Linked DNA regions of Homo sapiens: regions 1 and 2 are each linked to region 3. A link is a contact called in ENCODE Hi-C or POLR2A ChIA-PET data. All regions are on one chromosome and are shown on one strand. Each heading gives the region's core, a stretch centred on a gene start or an enhancer-like site at or near the end of the contact. The rest is flanking DNA. Distances are from core to core; before and after follow the strand shown.

The links. Hi-C counts contacts between places; a loop is a spot of excess contacts on that map. ChIA-PET counts read pairs that join two places held with the same protein, here RNA polymerase II (POLR2A). Pooled maps may share reads with other maps.
Region 1: a map of Caco-2 shows a loop between it and region 3 (2.9-fold over the local background). The contact joins the enhancer-like site here to the promoter of C1orf202 in region 3. A Hi-C loop is called at or near these places in 1 of 168 maps with a recorded cell type or tissue (Caco-2), 2 of 37 single-sample maps with no recorded cell type and 10 of 50 pooled maps. POLR2A ChIA-PET finds 5 or more read pairs at or near these places in 5 of 52 experiments (BJ, HepG2, PC-9 and 2 more).
Region 2: a loop to region 3 is called in a pooled map, with 4 times the contacts of the local background. The contact joins the enhancer-like site here to the promoter of C1orf202 in region 3. A Hi-C loop is called at or near these places in 1 of 37 single-sample maps with no recorded cell type and 2 of 50 pooled maps. POLR2A ChIA-PET finds 5 or more read pairs at or near these places in 2 of 52 experiments (OCI-LY7 and activated naive CD8-positive, alpha-beta T cell).

Annotation. Positions count from the first base shown.
Region 1 is chr1:245,040,964-245,044,674 of GRCh38, reverse strand. All of the region lies in intron 3 of DRC8 (dynein regulatory complex subunit 8), which reads right to left. It also overlaps the pseudogene RNU6-999P. Among named protein-coding and RNA genes, the nearest start is that of EFCAB2-AS1, 72 kb to the right of the region's middle. Within about 2 kb of position 1,839, at least 4 of the 41 ENCODE cell types and tissues checked have a DNase peak (open chromatin) inside an H3K27ac peak, as active enhancers do.
Region 2 is chr1:244,407,893-244,411,945 of GRCh38, reverse strand. ADSS2 (adenylosuccinate synthase 2) reads left to right here. Exons shown (of 13, transcript NM_001126.5): 12 at 510-659; 13 at 2,308-3,452. The coding sequence ends at 2,360. Among named protein-coding and RNA genes, the nearest start is that of ADSS2, 42 kb to the left of the region's middle. Within about 2 kb of position 2,130, at least 2 of the 41 ENCODE cell types and tissues checked have a DNase peak (open chromatin) inside an H3K27ac peak, as active enhancers do.
Region 3 is chr1:244,729,765-244,733,999 of GRCh38, reverse strand. C1orf202 (chromosome 1 open reading frame 202) reads left to right here and starts at 2,985. Exons shown (of 1, transcript NM_001395959.1): 1 at 2,985-4,235. The coding sequence starts at 3,077. The coding sequence ends at 3,625. RefSeq lists enhancers at 3,064-3,801, 3,802-4,235.

The DNA.
Region 1 (3,711 bases), core at 590-3,089, 310 kb before region 3:
GAATCCCTTGAACCCGGGAGGTAGAGCCGAGATGGTGCCACTGCACTCCAGCCTGGGCAACAGAACGAGACTCCGTCTCAAAAAAAGTAAATAAATAAATAAATAAATAAATAAATAAATAAATCCAGCCTGGGCGACAGAGTGAGACTCCGTCTCAAAAATAAATAAATAAATGATAAAATAAAATAAAAAACTGAAACCAATGTAGTAAAATAAAATTAAAATCGTTTTTTAAAGTTTAATAATTCCTTCTTTTGTTAAGTTTTTGGAGTAGAGAAAAAACATATAAACTCGTTTTGCATATAGTAATGGGCTGGTTATCACTGGCTCCTCATAGGCAAAAAGTCCTGATTTGGATCCTTTTTTATTTCCATTGTGGTTTTATTTCCATTGTTCCAAGATCGATTTCAAGCTGCCAATTACAAACATGAAATCACTAAAGGTGGAGTCTGGAAGAAATGACAATAGCATACCATTATATGGTACATCCACCACACATACACTAGACACAAATAACCTCAAAGTATGAGTAAAATATAATAAAGTAATTACGAAGTGGTAAATTGTATTTATTACAATTACCTTTCTTTTTGTCATTGTTAATAAAAGCATTTATTTTGCATTTAATACAGAATAACCTGAAAAAATATGGAACGCTTCACAAATGTGTGTGCCAGCCTGTGTAGGTGCCACGCTCATCTTCTCGATGTTGTTCTGATCTTAGATAAGTGCTGCTGAAGAAAGCACCCTTGTTTTTTAATATAACTGAATTGTCTATATAATTTATTTCTAATATAAACTAGCTTTAACAATAGTTTGCAGAACTCCTGAAATTTAGCCATTAGCTCTTGTGAGCTGGGATAAGTCGGCACGGTCTGGCTCCAGCACACCACTGACGCTGAGAGTCAAAATCACTTCATTCAGACAGCTAAAGAGGCCTTCCTGGGGCCGTCCCTGCACGGGTTCATCTCCTCAACAGCGAGAGTGGCCAGGAGCAACTCACTCAGTATTCTACCATGTACACAAAACAGAAATCAAATACTACTCTTGAAAATAAAATGTTGTCCCTTTGAAAAATAATTTTCTTCCTTTTAAATCGATTTCATGGGATTAAAAAAACGCTAACTCCTCAATTTTGGTAGGCTTTTGAAAGAAAGTGAAAATCAACTGTTCCATATAAAGTATTTAAAATATGCTGAGACATTTGATTTCTTTTTCTTTCTTTCTTTTTTTTTTTCCTTTGAGACAGAGTCTCGCTCTGTCGCCCAGGCTGGAGTGCAGTGGCATAATCTCGGCTCACTGCAACCTCCGCTTCCCAGGTTCAAGCAATTCTCCTGCCTCAGCCTCCCAAGTAGCTGGGATTACAGGTGCCCACCACCATGCCCAGCTAATTTTTTGTGTTTTTAGTAGAGACAGAGTTTCACCATGCTGGCCAGGCTGATCTCAAACTCCTGACTTCAAGTGATCCGCCCGCCTAGGTCTCCCAAAGTGCTGGTATTGCAGGCGTGAGCCACCGCACTCAGTCAACATTCGATTTCTTTTGTCAACGTAGATGTCTTATATTGATAAGAAGTACAAACTAACTCCAAAAGCCTTTATGGTTACAAGTATTAAAAATGTTTTTCTGTACCTGTGCTATATATATAGTAGTGGGCATAGGAGTAAGACTATTTGGAGCAAATGAGCCCCAATAAGGTGGCCCAATCGTGGTGTCATCATTTAATTATGTATAGCATTTGGACCACTTAAAATGTTTGACCCGGGGAAGCTTGGTTCTTGGCAGGCTGGCATTTAGTGGGTGTAGTATCAAGTTCCTGACACAAGGGGGAGCCAGTGCCATTGAGCTAGGCTGTGACTTCAGTTTAAGGGCAGCCTAAGGTCAAAAACACCAAAGTGAAGACCAGATTCAGAATATTTCACACAATTATAAGAGACAAAAAAAAATAGGCAAAACATTTTACCTGCTCTATTAAATAGCTAATATTATGCTAAGGATAAGAGAACATTTAAAGCAATCCAAAAATGTCTAAGGACAAAGCAGGATCTGAAAATGTTTTCATTCATTTAACAAATATTTGAACCCTATGATGTGCTGGTATCGTTTACAGAACAGCAGAGAACAAAATAAAGACCTCGCCCTTACGGAGGGCATTTTTCACACATGTACCTTATTTTGGAAAAGCCATGAAATGAAGGTAAAATAATGACGAAATCTCTTTCTTCAGCAGAGCTATTCTGTTCAAAAAAGGCCTCTTTTATCCAAGGTCCCTCTAATCAAGAGATCGTGTCTCCACTGCTAAGATATGCTTCCTGAACACCTGGTTCTAACTTGCTGCAGTGTTATTTCTTATATAGTCCTATGTGCTAGAGTTTGTAGCCCCCTAAAAAACTCTGGATCTCCTGTATATCATTAAAAACAAAAGCTCTACAAAATACTGGATATTACAGAGTGACTGAGAAACAATTTAACCACACGGTCACTTTTCATGTGCCATGGCGCAGGCACTCCGCAGCATTGCGATTACTATGAATTAGACAAAATCCCTGCTGTAATGGAACTTACAATCAAGGGAGTGAAAGAGTAAACATAAATAAATCTAAGCGAATTTTAGGTAGTGATAAATACAATGAAGAGATCAGCACCATACCCATGATTGTCATAGCTCTATCAGTTTGCTAGGGCTGCCATAACAAATTACCATAGACTGTGTGACTTAAACCACAGAAATTGATTTTCTCGGTTCCGGAGGCCAGAGGTCCCAGATAAAGGTGTCAGCAGGTCGGCTGCTTCTGGGGCCTTCCTCAATTTGTAGGCGCCACTTTTTCTCCCTGTGCCCTCACCTGGTCACCCCTCTGTGCGCGAGCATCCCACTGTCTCTCTGGGTGTCCAAACTTCCTCTTCTTAGGAGGACACAAGTCAGATTGGATTAGGGCCCACCCCAATGGCCTCATTTTAACTTAATCACCTCCCTTTTGTTTGGGCTTTTTAACTTAATCACCTCTTTAAAGACCTTATCTCCAACTAAGGTTTCATTCTGAGGTATACTGGAGGTTAAGACTTTAAAACACGAATTTGGAGGGGACGTAATTCAGCCCATAACAATAACAATAATGACATCTTACAACTTACTGCCACCACCAAGCTTGCCTGGCCACCATTCCCTCTTGCCTGCACCACTGCAATAGACCACAGGCTGTCATTCTGCTTCTGCTCTTGATGGCCATCTCAATCCATTCTCACAGCAGCCAGAACAATCTTTTTAAAATGAAAATCATAACATGTAATGCCCTGCTTAAAACCCTTCAATGGCTTTCTGGTCAACTTCTTCCTGATCAACTGCACCGAGAAACTTCTTTTTCACAGCATGTAATGCTCTACGTCATTTGGCCCTGCCAACGTTTTTGGCTTGATCTTACACCACTCTCTAGCGACCTCACAGGTACACTATCCTCTTTGCTTTTCTCCAGCATCCTAATCCTTTCCCCTTCAAAGGGCCTTTATATTTGCTCTCCCCTGCTTCACACAGCTGACTCCTAATCTTAAAGTTCTTATCTCGAAAATTACTTCCAGAGACGCACTCCCTGACCAGAACGTCTAAACTATTCCATCCCACCTAAACACACCCCAATTCTCTAATGTATTATCCTACTTTATTTTCTTTATAGCACATTTTGTTACATCATCCTGTTTTATTTACAGTGTAGCATTTA
Region 2 (4,053 bases), core at 881-3,380, 320 kb after region 3:
AAACTTTTCTTTAGTACATGTTCAGTTTCCATTAGGGGATACAGAGAAAATACGTAGAATAATGAAGAAAATTTCAAGTAGAACCCTAGATTTCTCAGAAGACAGCAGGTATGCAGGCCTTCTTTCTGTGAAGTTGCTGTCATGCAGATCTACAATCCCTAATCAATAGAATGGAAATTCAATAAGCTTTAAAACTGGAAAGTTTTAAGTTTGGCACCCAGATTCATTTGGCAGCAAAACCAGTCTTGAACTAATGTTAGTATTACATAATCTTTATCCTCTTATAGCAAATGATCATATGCGTTGCTGCAGAAATATGTTTGATTATAGAATACTACTCCAGATGGTATTTGCGCTGTTTTACCTTTCTACTACCTGAAGAATTCTAAATCCCAAAACATATGTGGCTCCAAAGATTTTGAAAAGACATTTTGAACCTACAATATATCAAAAAGTTGTTTGACAGTAAACAGTGTGTGCCATGAATAAATGTCCTCTTTAACTTTTAGCAAACCAAGAAGTCTTAAATAAAGTTGAAGTTCAATATAAGACTCTCCCAGGATGGAACACAGACATATCAAATGCAAGGGCGTTTAAAGAACTACCTGTTAATGCACAAAACTATGTTCGATTTATTGAAGATGAGCTTCAAATTCCAGGTAAACATAAACACTTTGTGAATAAGTTTTTTCTTTTCTCTCTCTCTCTTTTTTCTTTTTTTTTTTTTGAGACGGAGTCTCGCTCTGTCCCAGGCTGGAGTGCAGTGGCGGGATCTCGGCTCACTGCAACCTCTGCCTCCTGGGTTCAAGCTATTCTCCTACCTCAGCCTCCCGAGTAGCTGGGATTAGAGGTGCGCGCCACCACGCCTGGCTAATTTTTGTATTTTTAGTAAGAGACGGGGTTTCACCATGTTGGCCAGGCTGGTCTCTCCTGACCTCTTGGTCTGCCCACCTCAGCCTCCCAAAGTGCTGGGATTACAGGCATGAGCCAGCATGCCCGGCCAACTGTCTTTTCTTTTAACTTGCCTATGTGCCTTTGAAATAGAATAAAGGAAAGATCATTGTTACTTTACAGAGTGCACATGATTTGCATAAATGCCCAGGAAGATACAAAGTAATATTTTTATTCCTTAAAGTAAATACGATGCTCATCTTTAAATAGAAGATAATAGATTACTTCTCACCCTTTCTGACCCTGTCTTTAATTCTTAGTCTGTTTTTTTTTTATCCTGTGACATTGTCTCATTCACTTCTCCCTCTTAATAACAAATCCTCATGTATCTCTACCACCACAAAAAATGTTGTGTGTTTTTGGGGGGTTAAAAATGGTTTATGGTTTGTTTGGGTTAAATTACCCTTGAGATTTGGAGTTTCCTGAATATACACTGGGAAATAATTGGTATAGAAAATGGGAAATCTCACTAGAAAAAAATGTAAGAAAAAATTTTTAAAAATAATTAAGCCTATTTATTAAAGAACAAATATAAGATGGCGAGGGAGTTAGGCATAACAACGTATGGCTGTATCTAGTTATGTGAAGTCATTCTTTTAACAGATGGCTTTTTCCTTGTATCGTTTTGTTGGCATTGATGGATATTTGAAACATAAGAAAAAGTGAAGTGTGTGGGATGTGTCCTCCGTGTAAAATCTCTTTTGCCTTGTGCTTCGTTTCCAGCATGATTCTTGTTTTCCAAATTACTAGTTGCCCCTCCCAGCATGATGTCAAATTTAGTAAGCATATTTGCTTACTGCTCTTGGTCAGCATTTTCTTGAAATATAAACAGCAGTGAGTCTAACAAAAATCTGTAAAATACCACGAAGGTTGATCCTAACAGTACCTTATGGAAGCTGGCAATTCTGCAAATAATCTGAAACCATGTGATGCAGATGATTCGATTTCCATAGACTCCTGTAGTGGGCAGTTTCTGAGGCTGTGCAAGTTAAAATCATATTCTCATCTAGATGTTGAAGATGCTTATCTTGGCCTGTTATCAGGAACTTGATCACCAACTTTCTGTAGGTCTCTGCTGGTGTTGGTCAATATTTTACTATCCTAAGTCATTAGGAAAGTGAAAATATTGCACAGTTAAAAAGGGAACAGTAAGGCATACTGTCCTGTGCTGGGTCTTATTTGTACATCCTGTTTAGAAATCGGCACAGTCTGCTAACAGAATAGAGAACAGCAAAAAGGCACATAGGGAAAAGTTATGGTGATACTGAGAAAAGTAGGGGACTACCTGTTTTAATCCCAACGAGTGAACATTAGAGATGAATTGATTCAATTCCTTTTCTCTTTGTATTCTCCTAGTTAAGTGGATTGGTGTTGGTAAATCCAGAGAATCTATGATTCAACTCTTTTAATGATTGCCAGTAATGCAAGAAACACTCCTTGAGAGGGAGGGGAAAAGACTTTCTTAAATATTTCATTTATGACCTGCAAATTCAAGAATAAAGACACTGAAGTAAGTTTGAAGCCCTACAGTTGTTTCCAGTCTTTTCAGATGGATGCCTACTGTGGAGATTAACTTTGGCATATTCCAGTGTCAGCTTTCTTTAGCTGGAATTGCCAAATCATTTGTTGCTCCTGCTGCTCTCATGGTGCCACGTTTTTTTTTTCAATGTTTAGTAATAGTATAATCCATGTTGTTTGATATCAAAAGTAGAATTACTTTTAATGTAGTTTTTCTTCATTATTGTCATTGCGTGTTCTTAAGTTTTACCCCTATTAGATGGTAAGAACAATTAATGCAGTTTTGCACAAATATTTTTACATTCTGATCATTCAGTTCTGTCATTGTAATCTTTGTTGTTAGAAACAAATGATGAAAACATAGGGGTTCTGTAAACTTTTGTAATGCTATGAATTCTGTTTAAATTTTGGGCTGTCTATTTTCTGCTGAAACCATGCAAAATTGAGCTTTGGTGGGGCTGGGAGGGGGTTATGTATTCATGGGACCTTTAATTTGTACAGAACACAGAACTTATTTCTGTCAGTTATTTAATACATTGAAAATTTAGTGAAATGTTCAAAGAGAATAGATGTTTCCCAAAACAACAATCTTTATGTTAAAAATAGTCATTAAAAGATCTGTTGTAATATATGGTGGATATTTTTCTTTAATTTCAAACATTACCTCTGAAATGTGTATCTTTTCTTTTTTATCTTACCATTAATTTTAAATCTAGTGGATTGGTTTTCAACATCGTGCCTGCCGATATGCCTACAGAATCATCTGTAAGTGTCAAAATGAACCCACGTTGTTAGCCATAATTTTGATTATGCCTTTATTTCTCCTTTCTTGAAAAAAAAAAGGTGTTATTTTGACAATTAGGCATAACATTGTTTTGTAGATTATCTTTTAATGAACTATTTTAAATGTTAAATTAGGTGCCACTTAAATTTATTTTATTACACCATGAATAGCTGATTAAAAGAACCAAATATTTCTAGTATGCTTTGCGTATTGTGTTTTTGTTCTACTAAGAGAGGTTAGTAATAGTATATAGGAAGGAGCTTTATCTCTGTAGTGTAATACTTAGTTCAAGAAAAATTCTCAAATAGGAGCAGTATCGTTAGACTCAATAAGTATAAAGAACAATACAGATTATCCTACAAGCCAATTACTGATAGTAATGACTTACATGTAAAAATAATTTATAATGAATATATAATTTCTGTTTAATAGAGAATGAATGGGCTTTTAAAGTCTGCATTCTTATCTTGGTTGCAAGTATTGCACTGTTAAAATGTATTTTTAGTAATGGTTCAGAGACAGATACAAAGAACTCATTCTCCTTTTCAAGTATATGTGTTAGACTCTTCCTAGGTATTGGGTATGCAGTGGTGACAGGAGCACAGTCTTCCTGAAACTTAATGTAGTGGGGGACAGCATGGTAACCAAATAGAGATTTATAAACAGTAGTTACATGCTGCAGTAGAAAAGTACAAGGTCTGATGAATGAGAATCTAGTCTTAATTTAGCAGGGGTTGGAGAAGGCCATTAATGGAAATAATGTCTAAACAGACCAAGCAGATGCGTACAGAGCAGACAGA
Region 3 (4,235 bases), core at 1,736-4,235:
AGGTTGCAGTGAGCCGAGATCGCGACACTGCACTCCAGCCTGGGCAACAGTGCGAGACCATGTCTATAAACAAATAAATAAATAATCTCCATTTGTAAGAGTGTCTTCCTCCTGGTACTAGAAAGAGGAAGATGACTCTGCATCACTGGAGACTCTGATTATTGGAGAAGGCACTGATTTAATCTGTATAACAAATCTTGCCCTCTTTTACCCTTTTTATCCCAGGCACTTTCTCTTTCCTGGCCTCAGCTCTACCCTTCTATCTTTGGTTCAGTTGAAGATGGTAAGGCTGGATGCGGTGGCTCATGCCTGTAGTCGCAGCACTTTGGGAGGCCGAGGTGGGTGGATCACTAGAGATCAGGAGTTTGAGACTATCCTGGCCAACATGGTGAAACCCCATCTCTACTAAAAAAACAAAAATTAGCCTGGCGTGGTGGCGTGTGCCTGTAATCTCAGCTACTCAGGAGGCTGAGGCAGGAGAATCACCTGAACCCAGAGGTGGAGGTTGCAGTGAGCTGAGATTGGTGCGCTCCAGCCTGGGTGATAGAGCAGGGGGAGAAAAAAGTATTGGAGCAGGAACTAAAGGAAGTAAAGCACAGTTGAAGAGGGCCAAATGGGCGACTTGAGCGATCCAAGTGCACTGTTCAGCCTTTGACTTGGGGCTTTATACGTTGGCATGCTTCTGGGGGGCTGTGTTCCTTCTCCCAGTTCCTCCCGTGGGGTGGGCTGTCTGCGCGTGTGGTGGGCTGCATGTCGCACTTGAGAGCAGGGGCCGCATGTGCAGTGCGTTTACTGAAGTTGTGTGCATACTCATTTGAGTCAGCTGAGTGTTCCTAGAAGGTCAAATACCAGTTAAACTCCGCCGCTTTGCCTCTTAGTGCACATACTTGAGCCTACTTGCCCAGCTCCTGAGAACTTACTGGCAGGCTGCTAATCACCAGCATCAGGTGTTTTCTACCTATTGGGAGACCGCCTTTTCCTGGTGCCTGCTGTGACCCATTATTATTTTGGAAAGAAAGTATAACAACCACCTGACCATCACCTGGTGGTTGTCTCACGTTCCCGGCAGGGGCGGTCTCCTGCTCAGCTCATGTCTGCCTAGCTGCCTATTCTAACAAGCAGAGGTTGATCCCTACTACTGGGAGTGGAGTCTGTCAGGAGAAAGACGGGAGACAAATGTGGGGATGACCATGGAGGACCCAAGATTTCCAGAACCCATTTCAGGTCTTGGGCATCCTCAGTAGAGTTCACTTGTGGGGGATCCCGGAGCAGACCCTCAGAGCAAGGTGGAAGGGCCAGGCCCAGATGGTCTTGGGAGGGTGCTGGGTACACGGAAGAGCTGATGAAAACAGGCACCTTTAAGGCTGGGTTAGGTCATCCAGACCCTCCCTCTGGGCCTCTGCCTCTCGATTTGCCCTCCTCAGGGGCCCTGCCCATCCGGAACAGGGCCAGCAGCAGAGCCCCTCAGCACCACTGCTCTGTGCATGAGTTGTTAAGGAGAAAATAGGTAGGAGCAAACTTAGGAGCGTGAAGTCATTTTCATTCTTGTGAAGAAGGAACCATGGGCACAGGCTTGTCCCCAAATCTTCTACCTTGCTCAGGGCACAGCGTGTTGGTCTGGACTAGATGATGTAGTCACTTAAGGACCATGAAAGGGAATACAGAAGGGACACAGCTAAGCAGATGTGTTCCTCCCAGGGCCGGCCCAGTGTCTGCTGCAGGGCCTCTCCCGAAGGACAGGGACAGGGCCTCTCTGGTTGGCCTCATGAACAGTCCTGCATACGTCCTACAAGCTTGTCAGCATCTGGAGATACTCTGTCAGCTCTTCTTTTCCAAGCAATCCCCAGTCTTGTAGGAAATGCTGGATTTCCTGGTCTTTGCAAGGAATGGCTCAATTTCATGCTTTTCTGCCAGAATACTGGGATGGACAAACTTGAAGTCCAGTTTCTTCATAAGTGTCTATCCAGTGATAAAATTAATTTCCCATTTGGTAGGAGGGCAACAATTTCATTTAAAAAAATTATTTGCATCAATATTTGCATTGTATTTTAGTGCATAGCATGAACCCTTCATTCCACTCACTCTCCATGGGGAGGGGGCCCCACGGAGTCAGCTGCCAGAAGAGCTTTGGATACTGCCCTGCCCCTCCCTCCAGGGCTGTGCCCAGAGTAGCATTTTTTTTTCTATGCCGTGACATTTTTTTTGTATTTTTTGTAGAGACAGGGTTTCTCCATGTTGCCCAGGGTGGTCTCGAACCCTTGGCCTCAAGTGATCCGCCCACCTTGGCCTCCCAAATTGCGGAGATTATAGGCATGAGCCACCACGACCAGCCCCCATAGCAGCTATTATTATTTAACTTTGCTTTGGAGAAAATTAATAAGCACGAAAATATGTATAAAAAAGCAGAAAAAAGGAGTATTTCTTTTTTGTATTAGTTTTACAACATTTCTTCAAAAATCTTATGTTTGCAATCAGAAAAAAAATTATTTAAAAAAAACAATCATAGTCTTACAAGAAAGAGGCCTTTGAGTGAGGCGAGATGAAGAAAATTAGGTTTTGAGATCTTTCCTGAAACTCTGGTTCCCTGTTAACAGAAAAGTGCTGAGACCACCTGAAACCAGTTCACAAAATACAAATCTCCAGCGCAACACACGCCTGAGGCTGAAACCCACGCCTCGACCCAGGGGAGGCTGCGCAGCCCCCTGCTCGTGGACGCTGTGTGTCTTCGTGAACCAGGAGTTGGGCCCCAGGAACTTCCAAGATTCCTTCTTGTCCAGGTGAGGCCATATGTGTAAATCAGTTCGCAGCGAAATTTGGCCGACTTATTTGAGGGATTCCTTGGGTCGCTGGATTCTGGTGACCCCGTCATTGGCAGAGGGCGAGGGCTCTGCTGGGCATTGTGGGGTCACCGTTGGGGTTTCCTGGGCAACCCAAGCGCGTAGAGGGGGCCTGTGGGTACATTCCCGGGAGAGGACGCGAGGGGCCCTTTGGAGTCCTGGAGGCGGCAGCGTTGTTGTCCAGCCCGACGGTTCCCGAGATGTGGGCCCCGCGCTCCGAGAAGAGGCCTGCGCGGGCCATGGCGGCCCCCCGGTTTGGTGGCCCCCGGCGCGGCGGCGCGCAGCACGAGCTGCTGGAGAAGGCGGCGCGCCTGGAGCGGGGCCCCCCTCCGCGCGGGGATCCGGAGGCGGTCGGGCGGCGCGCGGTGGCCGGCGACGGCGGCTCCTGCTCTGGGTGCTGGTGCTGGCGGCGGCTGTTCCGCGGCCCGCGCAGGAAGAAGCTCAGGCAAGCTCACGCGCGCGCAGGCAAGGAGGCCCCGGAGCGCGGCCTGTGGGGCCCCTCGAGCCTGCAGAGGCTGCTTCAGAGGCTGGCGACGTGGAGGCGGCGCTACCTGCGGCGCAAGGAGCGGCCGGACCGGCTGGAGGAGATCCCGCTGCTGGTGCTGGACCGCGCGCAGGGCGGCCACGAGGCCGCGGCCGGACCCCAGAGCAGCGTCCCCGGGCGGCCCGCGCAGGCCGCCCCCGCGCGCCAGCCCCGCCGCCGGTCAGCCACGAGGAGCCGGTCCCCCGTTGCGCCCCCTGTGCACGCTCAGGATTGTTTTTTTCTTTTTGGTCAACAAAAGCAATAAATGAAAGTAACCCCAGCACCGTAGGAATGAAAGCACATGCAATGTTGGGGGGATGTGCATGGAAACCAAGGGTTATCTTGAGGTTCGCAGCGAGCTAAACGAGCCGCGTCCTCCTCGCAGCCTCTCTTTGGTCCGAGGGCCTCGGAGCAGTAACTAAAGCCTGCGGGTGCCGCGGAGCCCTGGGTTCCCCCCGCTGCGCAGTTGCTGCGGGCTGGGAAGCGCTGAATCGGGGGCGGATTGTCTCTTCCTAAACACTGCAGGGGAGAAGGTGGGAAACGGTTTTCAATCTCTGCAATGCCTTTTTTTTGAGACAGGAGAAAAAAAAAAAAAACCAACTATGTTGCCCGGGCTGGACTCAAACTCCTGGGGTCAAGCGATCCTAAGCCTCCCAAGCGTTGGGATTGCAGGCGTGAGCTACCACGCCCCGTCAAAAAAATAAAAAAATCGTTTAAAGCAGGATGCTGAGCTTCACATCCCACTTTGAAGTGAGCGAACTCTACTTTTATGCTTTTGTTGACAGGCATTTAGGAAGGGTGGCTTGGGGTGGGGGTGGGACAGGGGAGTTTGGAAACCAGGGCTAGACTTAGAAGAACAAAGGGAAAGGACTCCT